Regions from separate parts of the Homo sapiens genome. Here region 1 is linked to region 2. A link is an interaction called in ENCODE POLR2A ChIA-PET data of the cell type or tissue named here. Cell type or tissue: Panc1. All regions are shown on one strand. Links, peaks and the distances in the headings refer to the core of each region. The heading gives the core; the rest is flanking DNA. Region 1 overlaps ITGB1 (integrin subunit beta 1). Region 2 overlaps CCDC7 (coiled-coil domain containing 7).

Region 1 (8,929 bases), core at 161-4,160, 81 kb after region 2:
AAAATCCACAATCCCTGAGCATGGGGCCTGGACTCCAGGTGATTCTTATGCTGAGAAAAGGACCTGAAGGGGTTTCCTCCCAATGGCATTCCATATAAAACAGAGTATGAGGGGATAACAGGGAAAGATGCCTTTCAGTTGCTGTCCTAATTCTAACGCTTGTCTCCTCTTCACGGTCAAAGACCTAGAAACAGTTGTCTACACTGGTCTCCATTTCCTACCTACCTTCCCTCTCCTCAACCCAGTACCTTCATGTGTCATTTAACAAAGAAAGAGCTCTGAGAAATGCGAAGGCAATCTCATCTTTGTGCAACCATCACAGTGCACTTACACAAACCGAGATGGTGTGGCCTCCTACACATCCAGGCTCTACGGTACAGCCTATTGCCCCTAGGCTACACACCTGTCCAGCACAAGACTGTCCTGAATACTGCAGGCAACTGGAATGCTGCAGTAAGCATGTGTGTATCTACGCACAGTTAGACACAGAAAAACTACACAGTAAAAGTATGGTACAAAAGATTTTAAAATTGATGCACCTCTATTACCATGAATATAGCTTGCAGGACTGGAAGCTGCTCTGGATGGCTGGGTGGGTAAGTGAGTGAGTGAGTGAGTGAGTGAGTGAGTGAGTGAGTGAGTGAGAGGGGCAAGTGAGTACACTGCACAGAACACACACTGAACAGGACATTACTGACATTACTATACACAGTACTGTGGACACAAATACACACTACATTAGCCTAAAGCCTGCACAGCTGCCCTGGGTCAGGATCATCAATGTCACTGTCTTGCGCCTGCATATCCTGTCTCCAATGACACATGGAGCTGTCATCTCCTAAAAGATCTCCTTCTTCGGGACCACTTCCTGAAGGACCTGGACCTGCCTGAGGCTGTTTTACTTTTTCTGTAAGGAGAGATACTCTCTCAAATAACAACAGGCTGGGGGCGGTGGCTCACGCCTGTAATCCCAGCGCTTTGGGAGGCCAAGATGGGCAGATCACAAGGTCAAGTAATGGAGACCATCCTGGCCAACATGGTGAAACCCCGTCTCTACAAAAAAATACAAAAATTAGCTTGGCGTGGTGGTGCGCATCTGTAGTCCCAGCTACTCTGGAGGCTGAGGCAGGAGAATCACTTGAACCCAGGAGATGGAGGTTACAGTGCGCCAAAATTGCGCCACTGCACTCCAGCCTGGCGACAGAGCTAGACTCCATCTCAAAAAAAAAAAAAAAAATTAACAATATAGTGCAGTAAATATATAAAGCAGTAACATAGTTGTTTATTATCAAGTATTATGCACTGTAATTTAGATGCTATGCGTTTATAAGACTGGCAGCATGGTCGATTTGTTTACACCAGCATCACCACAAACATGTGAGTAATGTGTTGCACTATGACACTACATTACTAGGCAACAGGTGTTTTTCAGCTCCGTTATAATCTTATGGGACCACTGTCGTGTATGTGGTCCATCACTGACCGAAAAGTCATTATGTGGCACATAACTGTGTAACTGATGTCCATGCCCAACCATATATGTGAAATTACTCTTGCAAAAGAACCCTTTCTAGGCCTTACCTTACTCTCTGCATTCATTCGTTCATCACTCATTCATTCACAAATTTTTTGACTCACTACAATATGCACTTGAAGAAGTACATCGGTTTACTACCAAAGAATTTACACAAAGCAACATGTAAGACTATTCACCATTCTTTAACACACTCTACTCCCTTGAACTCTACTGGTTTCCCCCTGCCTTTCTGGAGGTTCCTCTTCAGACAACTCTGTCAGGTTTTGAGCCATATCAGGAAATACAAGGGTCACTGCTTCAGGGAACTTTCAGTTCAAGGACAAAAATACAAATTATTATGATATGATGGTTTCAGTAATAAACAAGGACACAGTGCACTGAGGACACTGAAATCTGCCTGGACAAGTTCAGAGGCATCAGGCACATGGCAGTGTTTCAGTTAGACCTGAAGGCACATAGGAGATGGGTGTGGAGAAAAGTGGAGAGAAGATATTCCAAGCAAAAGGCCTGCATATACAAAGCCATGAAGTCCCGAGGCGAATTATAATAACTCCTTCCTAATCTTATTTCTAAGCATATGCATTTGGGCAGCTCCCTGCAACCCAAAATTGGAACTGTCTCACTTTTTCTCTCTTTATAGAAAAAAAGACTAGAAAAATGTATGTTTTTGTAACTATATCTTGTTGGTGGAATGAGTGATTATTTTATCCTTATAATTTTCTATTGTAAGTATAAGTTATATTATCTTAAAATCTTAAAATATCAGAAAGGCCAAAAGGAATCTTGAAGTATTTCTGAGACTTAAATTATGAGTTGGAAATAACAGGAACGAAGACCAAGCAAGCAGGAAGAGCTACGTTACAGAGAGCCAAATACCATCCATGCTAAAAGAGTTTGGATTCCATTCTATAAATAGGAAGGGAACTGAAAAAATTTGGGCAGGCTAGTAATACCTCTACATATACATGGCAGAAACTCAGTGGAGAAAAGGACAGGGGGCAAGACAGGAGCTGGAAGACAAATACAGAATTTACTGCAAAGGTTCAAGTGAGAGGTGACAAATGTCTAAATTCAGATAACAGCAACAAACAAGAAGACGAACAAACAATGATTAGAAGGTAGCTATGAGGGATCTGCTGCTTACTTGGAGAAGGAAGGATGGGAGAAAGAAAGGAATTTAGAATAATCATCACTTTAAAATAAAGAAGATGTACGAGGGAGAATGGGGTTAGGGGAAAAAATGAGGTTTGTTTTATTGCAAAATCTAGGGAAGATGCCTATTGGGAAGCTAGGACATGAGTATGGATCTCAGGAGATAAGTCAAGAGTTAGAGACACAGACATGAGAGTTGTCATAATCTAGGTGCTAACCGAACTTATGAAAATGGATGTGATTGGGATGAAAAGAATACTTAGGAAGAAAGGAGAACTGGGGGCAAACTTGAAGAGGTGAAGACACAGGAAAAGAGAAAAGGAAAGTGATGAAGCCAGGCCTCCTTGGAGCAAAGAGGGATGGCATGTGCAGCCCAAGGGGGTGGATCACCCTAAACAGAGACATGGTGCCTTTCTTCTAAGGCAGAGCAGGAGGTGAGAAAGCAAAGAGAGTTCATTCATGCATGACTGTTTTTTTCTGAAATAGGAAGAACTCCTAGGAAAAGAGGTACGGCTTAGGGGTTGCAGAAAATTAGGAAGATGCAATGGGATTACAGTGAGAGCCTGCAATGGTGAGAGCCCACCAGGTATTGGACACCCTAATTTATACAGGCATATTTGTAACACTCATTTCACTTCTAACTATTTGTTAACATGTCTTCCCTGATGGATTCTAGGCTCCAAGAAAATAGGGCCTGGGTGTATCTTATTTATAGCTATTGCACCTAGAAATACTTGGCACAAAGTCCATGCTCAAAACTCTTTGCTGTTAGGCTCATGCCTGCAATCTTAGCACTTTGAGGGGCTGAGGTAAGAGGACTGCCTGAGGCAAAGAGTTCAAGACTAGCCTCGACCCTGTCTCTCTCTCTCTCTTTTTTTTTTTTTTGGGGGGAGACAGGGTCTTGCTCTGTCGCCTAGGCTGGAATGCAGTGGTGTGATCACATCTCACTGCAGCCTCAACCTCCTGGGCTCAGGCAATCCTCCCATCTCAGCCTCCCAAGTAACTGGGACTACAGGTATGAGCCATCATGCCCACCTAGAGATCCTGGCTCTACAAGAAAATAAATTAGCCTGGGCAACATAGCAAAACTTGGTGGAAGTGGGGGCCAGGGGAAGGGGCCATGAGTCCAGGAGTTGGAAGCTGCAGTAAGCTATGATCACACCACTGCATTCCAGGCTGGGCAATGGAGTGAGACCCTGCCTCAAAAAGTTAAAAAATTAAAAATATTTTCACTGAACCATATTGAATTGTATGACATTTTTCTCTGACATTACTCAGAAGAATGTCTCAGAATTACTTAATGTGCAGAACTTCTCTAAACAGAAAAGTGTTACTATAGACATCCAAGTGACAACTTAAATTTTCAATTACTTTAAGTATATAAGCCAACTTATAGATAGATATAAAATGTCTCATGCTCATAGCTCTTAAACATTATGAAACCAAAATTAACTTCCAAGTACAAACATAGATTCTGAAGTTATATTACTGGGTTATAAGATGGTCAACCAGATAAACTAAATGTTTATTATTAACATGAAAGCATGATTTTTTTTTAAATTTTGTAGAAATGCCCAAATCTCTGAGAATACCTCCCATGGTCCCTCAGACTCCAATTTGGAATCACTAAATCTATTCCCTGGTGTGCAGGGCAGGTGCAAGAGGAAAGGTGGGGGTGGGGGGCAAAGAAGGTGCAGTGCTACCAAAAAGTTAACAAGAGGAAAAAGTCAAAAGACCAGACATCACAACAGGGAGGTGAGAGGAGAGGGGACCACGGAAACAAGGAAGTGAAAAGAGCTGGAACCTACGACAGTTAAGAATTTACAATTTCAGAGACAGGCAGTCTTGGGGGAAAAGGCCTGTATTAAAAATACAGTACCAGGTCATTGTTTTAGCTAGGGTTCTGTCCAAAGCAGAGCCTGGGAACAGAACTGGTGTGCAGGCAGTTTATTGGAAGGTGACCCCAGGAAAAGAGAGAGACACTTTGAAGACAGTGAACCAAGAAAAAGAGAAAAAGCCAATACAAAGATACTATCTTTACCATACTGAGTACCTGGGGGCTTGATCTTGTGGAAAACTTTTGAGAAGTACGTAGAAAGTCTGTCCAGTGAAAGTCAACGGGGAAATGGATCAACTCCAGTTGCATAGGTAAAAAGTCGCCTCAAAGGGCATTAACTCCACTAACACTTCTAAGAACTACAGTGCACGTGCCCAGGGACAGACAAGAGGGAACAGACAAGAAAGTTGGTTAGAGGAGCCGCAGGGGAAAAAGCAAAAGAGAGGCACCTGAGGCAGCATGCAGTCAGCCAGGAGTGAGCCACCGACTGTTCCCAGCAGCACCAGCTGGAATCAGAGGCCAAGAGGATGTGAGAAAGACACACGAGGTTTCCAGTACAGTGACCAATGGCCACTAAAGTTGAGAGACAAGAAAACTGCTAGACCAGAGTTCAGGGAAGGCCTGGGAGCCACAGTCCCCGCCCACTAGCAGCGCTGCCAGCTGGCTGGGCCTGGGCGGCAGAGAAGGTAAGTTCACAGGCTGGGCCAAAGCCCTTGTTCGGGTGCGGCGTGGGCCTTGGTCTGTAAAGGGGCGTCTACGCGGCAGCAGCCGTGATCATGGGGGCCCTGGGCTAGGCAACAGCACTAGTTGTCGCGCGTCACCAAACACTGTGAAGCACCTCTCTAGCGGAGACCTGCTCCAGGATCAACATGCTGCGGGGCACAGAAATTAATGTGTTAGCTAACGCTTTCATTGACCAAAGGAAACTCATCCGAGATGATGTCATGACTCAGCTGGCCCTATATGAGCTGAAAAATCTCACTTAGTATAGCTAGCTGTTGGGTGGTTTTCCATGGACACTTCCACAGGCAGAAGCCCTAGACTAAGCTTCTTAGACAGACAAAGTGATTAGCCCGAATGTGCCCTTTGAGGTCATTAAACAATGCCTTACTGCTCGCTAGATTCATCCTGCCAGTGGCTGAGTCTACAACATTGAATTCAACCCTCCCAAAACTGTGGGCACTGATGATCTGACTGGGGATCCTCTCATTCAGCATGAGGATGATAAACCAGAGACGGTTATCAAAAGACTAAAGGCTTATGAAGCCCAAACAAAGCCAGTCCTGGAATATTACCAAGCTTTTCTACAAACTAAAGTTCCACAAAGAAGCCAGAAAGCTGCCATTACTCCATGAGGAGAAATGTGTGTAACTAGTAAGATGAGCAAACCTCCTATTCCTTGAATTTAAAAACTGCTTTTCCTAAGACCTCCAGCATGTATGAATTCTTTGAAAGTTATATTACTTTTATTTCTACTGATTTTATTCTGGATACTGAGGATGTGCCAAACGAGTCAGATACTAAGATTAATCTTTTGAAATCATCTAGTGTGTTTTATCCAGTCACCTGCAAAACCATCAGAGATGTCTTAACTTTTAAAACACGTTAGAGCAAAATTAAATGAACAATTGGTAGTAATCTAACTTTTTGTTCATTAAGTGGTTGATAGGCTGGGTGCAGTGGCTCATGCCTGTAATCCCAGCACTTTGGGAGGCCGAGATGGTGCATCACGAGGTCAGGAGATCGAGACCATCCTGGCTAACATGGTGAAACCCCGTCTCTACTAAAAACACAAAAAAATTAGCCGGGCGTGGTGGCAGGCGCCTGTAGTCCCAGCTACTCGGGAGGCTGAGGCAGGAGAATGGCGTGAACCTGGGAGGTGGAGCTTGCAGTGAGCTGAGATCACGCCACTGCACTCCAGCCTGGGCGACAGACCGAGACTCTGTCTCAAAAAAAAAAGATTAAGTGATTGATAAAATGTCCATATTTTTTGGAAAAGTTTTAAAAAGTTACATGTCATTTGGGGAAAGTATCTCATCAGAAATTTTTGCAGATTAATGCCACATTTCTAGCATTGTGGAGCATGGTGATACTACATAAAATTCCAGAAAAAAAAGCAACTGGATTCACAGATTTGTTGTAAGATACAAATTCACTGCTGCCTTTACACTAATAAATATATAAGCTAACCATATATGCTGTATTTATTTTGTTGTTAAACATACTTTCAATTTACTCAGAATTTTCAATTTGCTATAAAAATGTATCAATTAACATACAGAAAAATATTACTTTAAGATGACTCTTCTTTTGAAAATACATATGTATTGAGGGTTATAATTTTTGTCAGAAATTGACATTATAAGTTCTTGGATAAGCACCAAAGTTGAATGAATTTTCAACAAAATATAATTGAAATCTATGTTTTCAGATGTTACTCGGGTTAAGAAATGTGTTTTAGGATCTACTTGCCAGTTTCTCTTTTTGATCCAAATATATGATCTGCCCTGATAAATAACAAGTTATTATACCCCTCCTCCCAAAAATAAAAGAGAAAACCTATGGAATTATGTAAAGTAAGCATACTTTGTCATTAGTAAATAGATCAGGCATGCCTGCGGAATGTTCCCTTGGCATAAATAGCAATCAATCATGATTCGTAAACAAGGTGTGCCAATAAAAAGAATTCACAGGATAGGTTAACAAAGACCAAAAAAGTGAGTTTTCTGAAGGAGTTCTTTGTTCCTGATCAAAGAAATTGATACCTGCTAGCATTCACTGCCACCTTATCTTAAGGGGAAAGAATTCTACTGGTTTCATCTGAGCAGCCATTTAAATACTGGAATCTAAAGTGATTCCTCAGTGGGGCAACAAGGATGGCTGCTGATGTACTGTGACCTGGTAGGAGAAGTGGGGCATATGAGAGAAGGAGGAAAAACCTGACCATCTTCCACAGCATATTTACTCTTACTTTACTTGGTGCTAAAGCAAATGAAACAAGGCCTTGTATAAGCTGTTATTAATTGCCTTTAAAAATCTGTCCTGTTTTTCTCCAGGTACTTAAAACACAAGTGCCAATAAGTGGTTTGTATGTATTTCTGGGGGGGGGGGGGGGATTATTTTCCTTTTCTGCAGGTATTTCAAAAATTCATCAGTCTTTCAAGATGAACCAAGGTTTTTTAAAAGAATTATAGTAAAGACTTCTTTTTTTTTTTTAGACAGTTTCACTTGATCACCCAGGCTGGAGTGCAGTGGCATGATCTTGGCTCACTGCAACCTCCGCCTCCTGGGTTCAAGCAATTCTCCTGCCTCAGCCTCTGAGTAGCTGGGATTACAGGCATGTGCCACCACGGCTGGCTAATTTTTGTATTTTAGTAGAGACAGGGTTTTGCTATGTTGGCCAGGCTGGTCTCAAACTCCTGACCTCCAGCAATCCACCCACCTCTGCCTCCCAAAGTGGTGGGATTACAGTCATGAGGCACCATACCTGGCCTACTTCATTCTTTATAAAACTTTCTATAATGCCTCACTTGAATGTTAATATTATGTGCTTTGTAAAAATGTTGTGAACTCCCAAACTTATAGATTATCACTAGGTTATGAGGCATACATTAGTCTTTATCTGAATAAACTGAAATTTCATTAAATAAAAAAAAAAGAAAGAAAGAAAACTGCTAGACCAAGGTGTGAGAAGTATCATCTGCATGAACTCTTGAAGCCCTCGAATTATGGCAAGAACTGGGGAGGAAAGAAAGACTAAAGCCAGGTGATTCACATATAGCCGTGTGTGTGTGTGTGTGTGTGTGTGTGTGTGTGTGTACGTACATACACACAGTATGTTAAAACATATATAATAATCTTCATTTAAAAGGTTTCCTGTTTGGGGCATATGTAGCTCTTATACATCTACTAATGATGTACATGGTTGACTTGCCTTATAAATTGTCATCTTCTAGAAGTTTCTCCATGTTTTCTGTATCTAGCGCAATGTCTTTATATTGAATAAATGAAGAAACTAACGATAAAAACAACTGGAGATACTCTGAGGTATCAAAAAATAAAACACTGAGCTTCATGACAGCAGATATTTGTGGCATCTACCGTTGTACAACATTGTGTAGTGCAGAGTTACACTGGCAAATTAATCTGTCTCAGTTTCCTCATCTTTAAAATGGGGACAGCAGTATTTACCTTGTAGGGGTTTTGTGAAGTTTAAATAAGTTGATACACATAAAACATTTAAAACAATGTCTGGCCAATTGTAAGTACCTGGGTGTTACTTGTTATGATCATTACCAAATGTTACAGGAAGCGCTCAATAACAACGTAATTGAATAAAGAAGTAACTATGGTTGAATTTTTTTTTTTTTTCAATTGTAATTATAACCAGAAAACTGACTGGA
Region 2 (8,929 bases), core at 2,590-6,589:
GTATGGAAAAAATAGTCTTTACAACATATGATGCTGAGAAAACTAGATATCCACATGCAAAATAATGACGTTGTGCCCTTTATCTTACACAGACAAAAATTAACTCAAAGTAGACCGAAAACCTAAAACTAAGAGCTGTACTTTAAAACTCTTAGAAGAAAACATAGGAGAAAACCATATATTGGATTTGGCAATGACTTCTTGGATGATACCAAACACACTGTCCAAAAAAATAGACATGTTAGAATTTATCAAAATTAAAAACTTTCAGTCATCAATGGAAAATATCAAGAGTAAAAAGGCAAACCACAGAATGGGAGAAAATATTTTTAAATCACATATCTGATAAGGTATTAATAATCCAGAATATATAGAGACCTCCTACAACTCAACCACAACAACAGAACTCAATTTTAAAATGGGCATAGGCCAGCCTCCTAGAGAAACACTAATCTGATCTGATCACCCTGCCCTCTGGACTGAACACGCACAGCACCCTGCCTCCCTGGATTGGGAAAGCCCTCTACAGCCTGAGTTGCTGAGGTGCCCCACCTCCCTAGGAGTGAAGCCAACATTGCACTGCTGCACACCCCCCAGGGCCAAAGCCACAGATGTGCCCCCATCATTCCTGGACCTTGCTGTCACTGCACCTGACCTCACAGAGCCTGCGCCACTGCTGTGTCCCATTACTCCAGGGCTTAGAGTTCTTGGTGCATGAATTGCCACTGTGTCCTATTGGTTCTGTAGCCTGAATTGCAATTGTACCCTGCTCATTGGGGCCTAAACCTCTGGAAAACCTCTTCCTTCCCAGAGCCATGCCATTGCTGCACCCTAACACCCAGGATGAGTCAGCAACATGCCTGATCCTGGGCCTGAGATACTGGGAAGTGCCTCAGAATCACAGTACTTGGCCTTGTGGGAGAGCTGCATCACCCATACCTAAAAGAATAAACCTGGACCTACACCACAGGTGTCCTGGCAGTTCAACAAGACACTGAGCCCCAGACCCCAGCTCCACAGCCACTCTGAGCACCTGTTCCCTGTAACACAGCACTGCTTGGCTGCCTCTGGCCTGTGTCAGGCTCAACACCAAGAGAGATGCCCTCAGGTAAATCTACTACTATGGGGTAACTAGAACAGAAGGATCTTTAAAGTCCTTTACACTGAGAAATGGACTCCACTACTGTGCCTACCCAGAATGAGAGCCACTGCACTTTGCCCAACTAATACCTGCAGACAATATCTGCAGGTGACAGTCTCCCCAAGGAAGCCACTATAAAAACAAAAATTAGCAAATAGAACTTAATTAAACTAAAGACCTTCAGCACTTTCCATCCAACAGCAGCAGAACATACATTTTTTTCTAGTGCATATGGAACATTCTTAAGGATAGACCATATATTAGGCCATAAAACAAGTCTTAACAAATTCAAGAAGATTAAGAATATACCTAATACTATTTCTGAAAACAATGGTATGAAATTAGAAATTAAAAACAAAAGGAATCTTGAAAATGTACAAATATGTAGAAGTTTTAAAACATGCTCCTGAACAACCAACCAGTAGGTGAAAGAAGAAATCAAAAGCAATACTTAAAAATATATTGACAAATGACAATAGAATCACAACGTATCAAAATCTATGGGAAGCAGCAAAAGTAATTCTAAGAGGGAAGCTTATAGCAATAAATGACCACATTATAAAAGAAGAAAGATTCCAAATAAATAGCCTAATGTTATGCCTCAAGGAGTTGGAAAAAGAAAAACAAGCCAAAGTTTGCAGAAGGAAAGAAATAATAAAGATTAGACCAGAATTAAATCGAATAGAGAATAGAAAAACTATAGAAAAAAAAATCAATAAAACCAAGAGTTGCTTTTTTTGAAAAAAATAAAATAAAATAGACAAAATCCTTGCTAGGCAAACTAAGAAAAGAAGAGAAAAACTCAAATAAAATCAGAAATGAAAATGAAGACATTATAGTAGATACCAAAGAAATTAAAAGGATCATAAGAGACTAGTATGAAAAACTATATGCCAACAAATTGGATAAAATAAAGGAAATGAATAAATTCCTCAAAAAATATAAGCTACCAAGATTGAATCAGGAAGAAATAGAAAGCTTAGACAAACCAATACCAAATAAAAAGGTTGAAGAAGTAATTAAAAGCGTTTCAACAAAAAAGGTCAGAACATTTCGAGGTGGCTTCACAGCTTCACACCTTCACATTTGAATACTACGAAACATTCACAGAAGAATTATCAGTGCTTCTTAAACTCTTCCAAAAAAATCGCACTAGAAGGAGTATTTTCAAACACGTTTTATGAGGCCAGCATCACCTCAAGACGTAAGCCAAAGAAAGACACCATAGGAGAAGAAAACTACAGAGCAATATCTCTGATGAACATTGATGCAAAAATGCTCAATTAAACATTATCAAACTGAATTCAACAACAACAATTAAACATTATCAAACTTAATTGAAAACAACAACAAAATTGAACATCATGAGCAAGTGGGATCTATTGCTGACATGTAGGGCTGGTTGATCATGGGTAAATTAGTCAATGTGATACTTCATATTCACAGCATAATCTCAGATGATCCCCCATGATGGTCTCAGTTGACAAAGAAAAAGCGTTTGACAAAGTTCAGCATTCTTTCTTTATTGAAAGTTTTAATAGTATAGGTATAGAAGGAAAGTTCCTCAACATAACAGAGGCCATTTATGAAAAATCTACAGCTGATGGAGGAATATTTTCCAAGCAAATGGAAAGCAAAAAAAAACCAGGGATTGCAATCTTAGTCTCTGATAAAACAGACTTTAAACCAACAAAGATCAAAAGAGACAAGGGCATTACATAATGGTAAAAGGATCAAAGCAACAAAAAGAGCTAACTATCCTAAATATATGTGCATCCAATACAGGAGCACCCAGTTTCATAAAAAAAGTTCTTAGAGACCTACAAAGAGACTTAGACTCCCACACAATAATAGTGGGAGACTTTAACAACCCCGTGTCAATATTAGACAGATCAATAAGACAGAAAATTGACAAGGATATCCAGGACTTGAACTCAGCTCTGGACCAAGCAGACCTAATAGACATCTACAGAACTCTCCACCCCAAATCAACAAAACATACACTTTTCTCAGCACCACAATGCACTTATTCTAAAACTGACCACTTAATTGGAAGTAAAGCACTCCTTAGCAAATGCAGAATAAGGGAAATCATAACAAATAGTCTCTCAGACCACAGTGCAATCAAATTAGAACTCAGGATTAAGAAACTCACTCAAAACCACACAACTACATGGAAACTGAACAACCTGCTCCTGAATGACTACTGGGTAAATAACGAAATGAAGGCAGAGATAAAGATGTTCTTTGAAACCAATGAGAACAAAGACAGAGCATATCAGAACCTCTGGGACACATTTAAAGCAGTGTGTAGAAGGAAATTTATAGCACTAAATGCCCACAAGAGAAGGCAGAGAAGATCTAAAATCGACACACTAACATCACAATTAAAAGAACTAGAGAAGCAAGAGCGAACAAATCCAAAAGCTAGCAGAAGACAAGAAATAACTAAGATCAGAGCAGAACTGAAGGAGAGACACAAAAAACCCTTCAAAAAATCAGTGAATCCAGAGTTGGTTTTCTTGAAAAGATCAACAAAATAAATAGGCCACTAGCCAGACTAATAAAAAAGAAAAGAGAAGAATCAAATAGATGCAATAAAAAATGATAAAGGGAATATCACCACCGATCCCACAGAAATACAAACTACCATCAGAGAATACTATAAACGCCTCTACGCAAATTAACTAGAAAATCTAGAAGAAATGGATAAATTCCTGTACACATACACCCTCCCAAGACTAAACCAGGAAGAGGTCGAATCCCTGAATAGGCCAATAACAAGTTCTGAAATTGAGGCAGCAATTAATAGCCTATTAACCAAAAAAAGTCCAGGACCAGACGGATTCACAGCCAAATTCTACCAGAGGTACGAAGAGGAGCTGGTACCATTCCTTCTGAAACTATTCCAAACAATAGAAAAAGAGAGAATCCTCCCTAACTTATTTTATGAGGCCAGCATCATCCTGATACCAAAACCTGGCAGAGACAATAGAAAAAAAGAAAATTTCAGGCCAATATCACTGATGAACATCGATGTAAAAATCCTCGATAAAATACTGGCAAACCGAATCCAGCAGCGCATCAAAAAGCTTATCCACCACGATTAAGCCGGCTTCATCCCTGGGATGCAAGGCTGGTTCAGCATACACAAATGAATAAACATAATCCATCACACAAACAGAACCAATGACAAAAGCCACATGATTATTTCAATAGATGCCGAAAAGGCCTTTGACAAAATTTAACAGCCCTTCATGCTAAAAACTCTTAATAAACTAGGCATTGATGGAATGTATGTCAAAATAATAAGAGCTATTTATGACAAAGCTACAGCCAGTATCACACTGAATGGGCAAAAACTGGAAGCATTCCCTTTTAAAACCGGCACAAGACAAGGATGCCCTCTCTCACCACTCCTATTCAACATAGTGTTGGAAGTTCTGGCCAGGGCAATCAGGCAAGAGAAAGAAATAAAGCGTATTCACTTAGGAAAAGAGGAAGTCAAATTGTCTCTGTTTGCAGATGACATGATTGTATATTTAGAAAACCCCATCATCTAGGCCCCAAATCTCCTTAAGCTGATAAGCAACTTCAGCAAAGTCTCAGGATAAAAAAGCAATGTGCAAAAATCACAAGCATTCCTATACACCAATAACAAACAGAGAGCCAAATCATGAGTGAACTCCCATTCACAATTGCTACAAAGAGAATCAAATACCTAGGAATCCAACTTACAAGGGATGTGAAGGACCTCTTCAAGGAGAACTACAAACCACTGCTCAAGGAAATAAGAGAGAACATAAATAAATGGAAAAACATTCCATGGTCATGGATAGGAAGAATCAATATCGTGAAAATGGCCATACTGCCCAAAGTAATTTATAGGTTCAATGCTGTCCCAATCAAGCTACCATTGACTTTCTTCACAGAATTGTAAAAAACTACTTTAAATTTCATTTGGAACCAAAAAAGAGCCTGCATAGCCAAGACAATCATAAGCAAAAAAAAAAAAAAAAAAAGAAAGCTGAAGGCATCATGCTACCTGACTTCAAACTATACTACAAGGCCACAGTAACCAAAACAGCATGGTACTGGTACCAAAACAGATATATAGACCAATGGAACAGAACAAAGGCCTCAGAAATAATGCCACACATGTAGAACCATCTGATTTTTGACGAACCTGACAAAAACAAGCAATGGGGAAAGGATTCCCTATTTAATAAATGGTGTTGGGAAAACTGGCTAGTCATATGCAGAAAACTGAAACTGGACCCCTCCCTTACACCTTATATAAAAATTAACTAAAGATGGATTAAAGACTTAAACGTAAGACCTAAAACCATAAAAACCCTAGAAGAAAACCTAGGCAATACCATTCAGGACATAGGCATGGGTAAAGACTTCATGACTAAAACACCAAAAGCAATTGCAATAAAAGCCAAAATTGACAAATGAGATCTAATTAAACTAGAGCTTCTGCACAGCAAAAGAAACTATCATCATAGTGAACAGGCAACCTACAGAATGGGAGAAAATTTTTGCAATCTATCCATCTGACAAAGGGCTAACATCCAGAATCTACCAAGAACTTAAACAAATTTACAAGAAAAAAAAATCCCATCAAAAAGTAGGCAAAGGAGATGAACAGACACTTCTCAAAATAAGATGTTTATGCAGCCAACAAACATATGAAAAAAAGATCATCATCACTGGTCATTAGAGAAATGCAAATCAAAACCACAATGAGATAACATCTCATGCCAGTTAGAATGGCGATCATTAAAAAGTCAGGAAACAACAGATGCTGGAGGGGATGTGGAGAAACAGGAACACTTTTACACTGCTGGTGGGACTGTAAATTAGTTCAAACATTGTGGAAGACACTGTGGTGATTCCTCAAGAATCTAGAACTATAAATACCATTTGACCCAGCAATCCCACTACTGGATATATACCCCAAGGATTATAAATCATTCTGCTATAAAGACACATGCACATGTATGTTTATTGCAGCACTATTTACAATAGCAAAGACTTGGAACCAACCCAAATGCCCATCAGTGATAGACTGGATGAAGAAAATGTGGCACATATACACCATGGCATACTATGCAGCCATAAAAAAGAATGAGTTCACGTCCTTTGCAGGGACATGGATGATGCTGGAAACCATCATTCACAGCAAACTAACACAAGAACAGAAAACCAAACACTGCATGTTCTCACTTATAAGTGGGAGTTGAACAGTGAGAACACATGGACACAGGGAGGGGAACATCACACACTGGGGCTTGTCGGGGGTTGGGGGGCTAGGGGAGGGATAGCATTAGGACAAATACCTAATGTAGATGATGGGTTGATGGGTGCAGCAAACCACATGTATACCTATGTAACAAACCTGCACGTTCTGCACATGTACCCCAGAACTTAAGGTATAATAATAAAAAAAAAACCCACAGCTAACATCATAATCAACAGAGAACACCTTAAAACTTCTCCACTAAGATCAGCTACAAGGCAGGGATGTCCACTCTCACCAGTTCTATTTGTTCAACACAGTACTAGAAGTACTATCAAGGACAATCAAACAAATTTGGATTGCAACCAAATCAGAAAGAAAAATACTCTGTTTGAAGACAACATGATCTTATATATAGGAAACCCTAAAGACTACATTACTTAAGTGCTAACTTTGCAGGATACAAAATCAACATACAAAAATCAGATACATTTCTATAAACAAATAATGACCTAACTGAAAAAGAAACTTTAAAAGAAATAATTTCATTTATGATAGCATAAAAAAGCTAAGCATTAATTTAACCAAGGAGGTGAAAGATTTGCACACTGACAACTAGAAAACATTGATGGAAGAAATTGAAGAAGTCACAAATAAATGGCAAAATATTCAGTGTTCATGGATGGGAATAATTAACATTGTTATGTTCATAGTACTCAAAGCAATAATACAGACTTAACAAAATACCAATCAAAATTCCAATGGTATTATTCACATAAATAGAAAACAATCCTAAAATTTGTATGAAACCACAAAAAAAACCATGAATAGACAAAGCAGTTACAGATAAAAGGTAAAAACAATTGGAGGCATCACATGTCCTGATTTAAAATTATATTTCAAAGCTATAGTAATCAAACTCATATGGTAATGGCACAAAAACAGAAACACAGACCAATGGAACAGAGAAACCAGAAATCCAAATGTTTATGGTAGACTATTTTTTTGTTGTTGAGACAGAGACCTACTTTGTCACTTGGGCTAGAATGCAGTGGCATGATCATAGCTCACTGTCACCTTTAACTCCTGGGTTCAAACAATCCTCCTGCCCCAGCCTTTCAAATTGCTAAGACTACAGGTGCACACCACCACATTCAGCTATTTTTTTAATTTTTTGTAGAGACAGGATCTTGCTACATTGCCAAGGCTGGTCTTGAACTCCCACCACACCAGGCCCAATGATCAATTAATTTTTGACAAGGACTCCAGGACTCCAGGTGTATGCAATGGGGAAAGAATAGTCTCTTCAATAAATGGTGCTGGGAAAACTGGATTTCTATATGCAAAAAATATAATTGAACTTTTATCTTACACCATACACAAAAATCAACTCAAAATGGATAGGAGACCTACATGTAAGACCTGAAACTATAAAACTCCTAGAAGAGAACATAGGAGAAAAGATCTTTGATGCTGACTTTGGCAGGGATTTTTTTGTATATTATACCAAAAGCTCAGGCTAAAAAACAAAATAAATAAATAAATAAATAAATAAGGCTGTGTCAAGAAAAAACCTCCCACACTGCAAAGAAAACAATTAACAAAATGAAAAGGCAACCTACTGACTGGTAAAAAAAAAAAAAAAATTTGCAAACCGTATAACTGATAAGGGGCTAATATCCTAATTTTATAAGGAATACTTACAACTCAACAGCACAAAAACAAATAACTTGATTTTAAAATGGGCAAAAAATCTAAACAGACGTTTCTCTGAAGAAGACACAAAAATGGCATCAGTAATCCTTAGGGAAATGCAAATCAAAACTACAATGAGATACCACTTCATAGTCATTAGGATGGCCATTATTAGAAGAAAAAAGGAGAGGGTTGGGGAGAGGAGAGAAAGAAAGAGAATAACAACTGTTGGTAAGGATGTGGAGAAATTCAAATCCTTTTTCAAAACCGTAAAAATTATAAAATATTTAGAAAGAAATATAACAAGAAGGGACAATGCCTTTTTCAAAAAAAATTGTAATTATAATTGTCGGCTACTTATAACAAGACCTGAAAAAAGTATTGAGACACAGCAATATCATTTACTATATTAAAATATCAAATTCCAAAGTATATTTATATATATATACACACACATATATATTACATAATGCAATTAAAATCAGAAATTTTCATAGCTAAATACATTTATATTTAATAAATAAATTCTAAAGATTAAAGATGAAGTGTTCAAGAACTAAAATGAAAAGAAACTGAACTCCTGTTGTACAATATATACAAAACTCTGGATTAAAGAGTTAAGGCCAAAAAATACAATTTAAATTAGAAGAATAATTAGGAAAATATGTTTAACCGTAATGATAGAAAGAAACATAGGAAATCCTGAAGCTTAAAACTTAAAAGAAAAACATGTCAGACTACTCATTCTTATAGATGTCAATGGGAAAAGAGGTAAAAAATGATATCAAAAGAGAAGTAAAGAAGGGAATGCACTTGCAGTAACGGCAGAGTAGTTCACATACAGCACG

What was found. ChIA-PET counts read pairs that join two places held together with the same protein. Peaks named below come from ENCODE experiments on the same cell type or tissue, not always from the same donor. Only the 100,000 strongest peaks of a DNase experiment are listed, where the experiment ranks them.
Region 1: POLR2A ChIA-PET joins it to region 2 with 5 read pairs; 2 of 35 experiments call an interaction of 5 or more read pairs at or near these places.

What each region holds. Positions count from the first base shown.
Region 1 is chr10:32,939,124-32,948,052 of GRCh38, forward strand. All of the region lies in intron 1 of ITGB1 (integrin subunit beta 1), which reads right to left. It also overlaps the pseudogene AK3P5. Among named protein-coding and RNA genes, the nearest start is that of ITGB1, 15 kb to the right of the region's middle. In Panc1, for the core only: no CTCF peak of the experiment used is centred there; no DNase peak of the experiment used is centred there; H3K4me3 peaks cover 264 bases; H3K27ac peaks cover 3,799 bases.
Region 2 is chr10:32,855,972-32,864,900 of GRCh38, forward strand. All of the region lies in intron 42 of CCDC7 (coiled-coil domain containing 7), which reads left to right. Among named protein-coding and RNA genes, the nearest start is that of SNORA86, 41 kb to the right of the region's middle. In Panc1, for the core only: no CTCF peak of the experiment used is centred there; no DNase peak of the experiment used is centred there.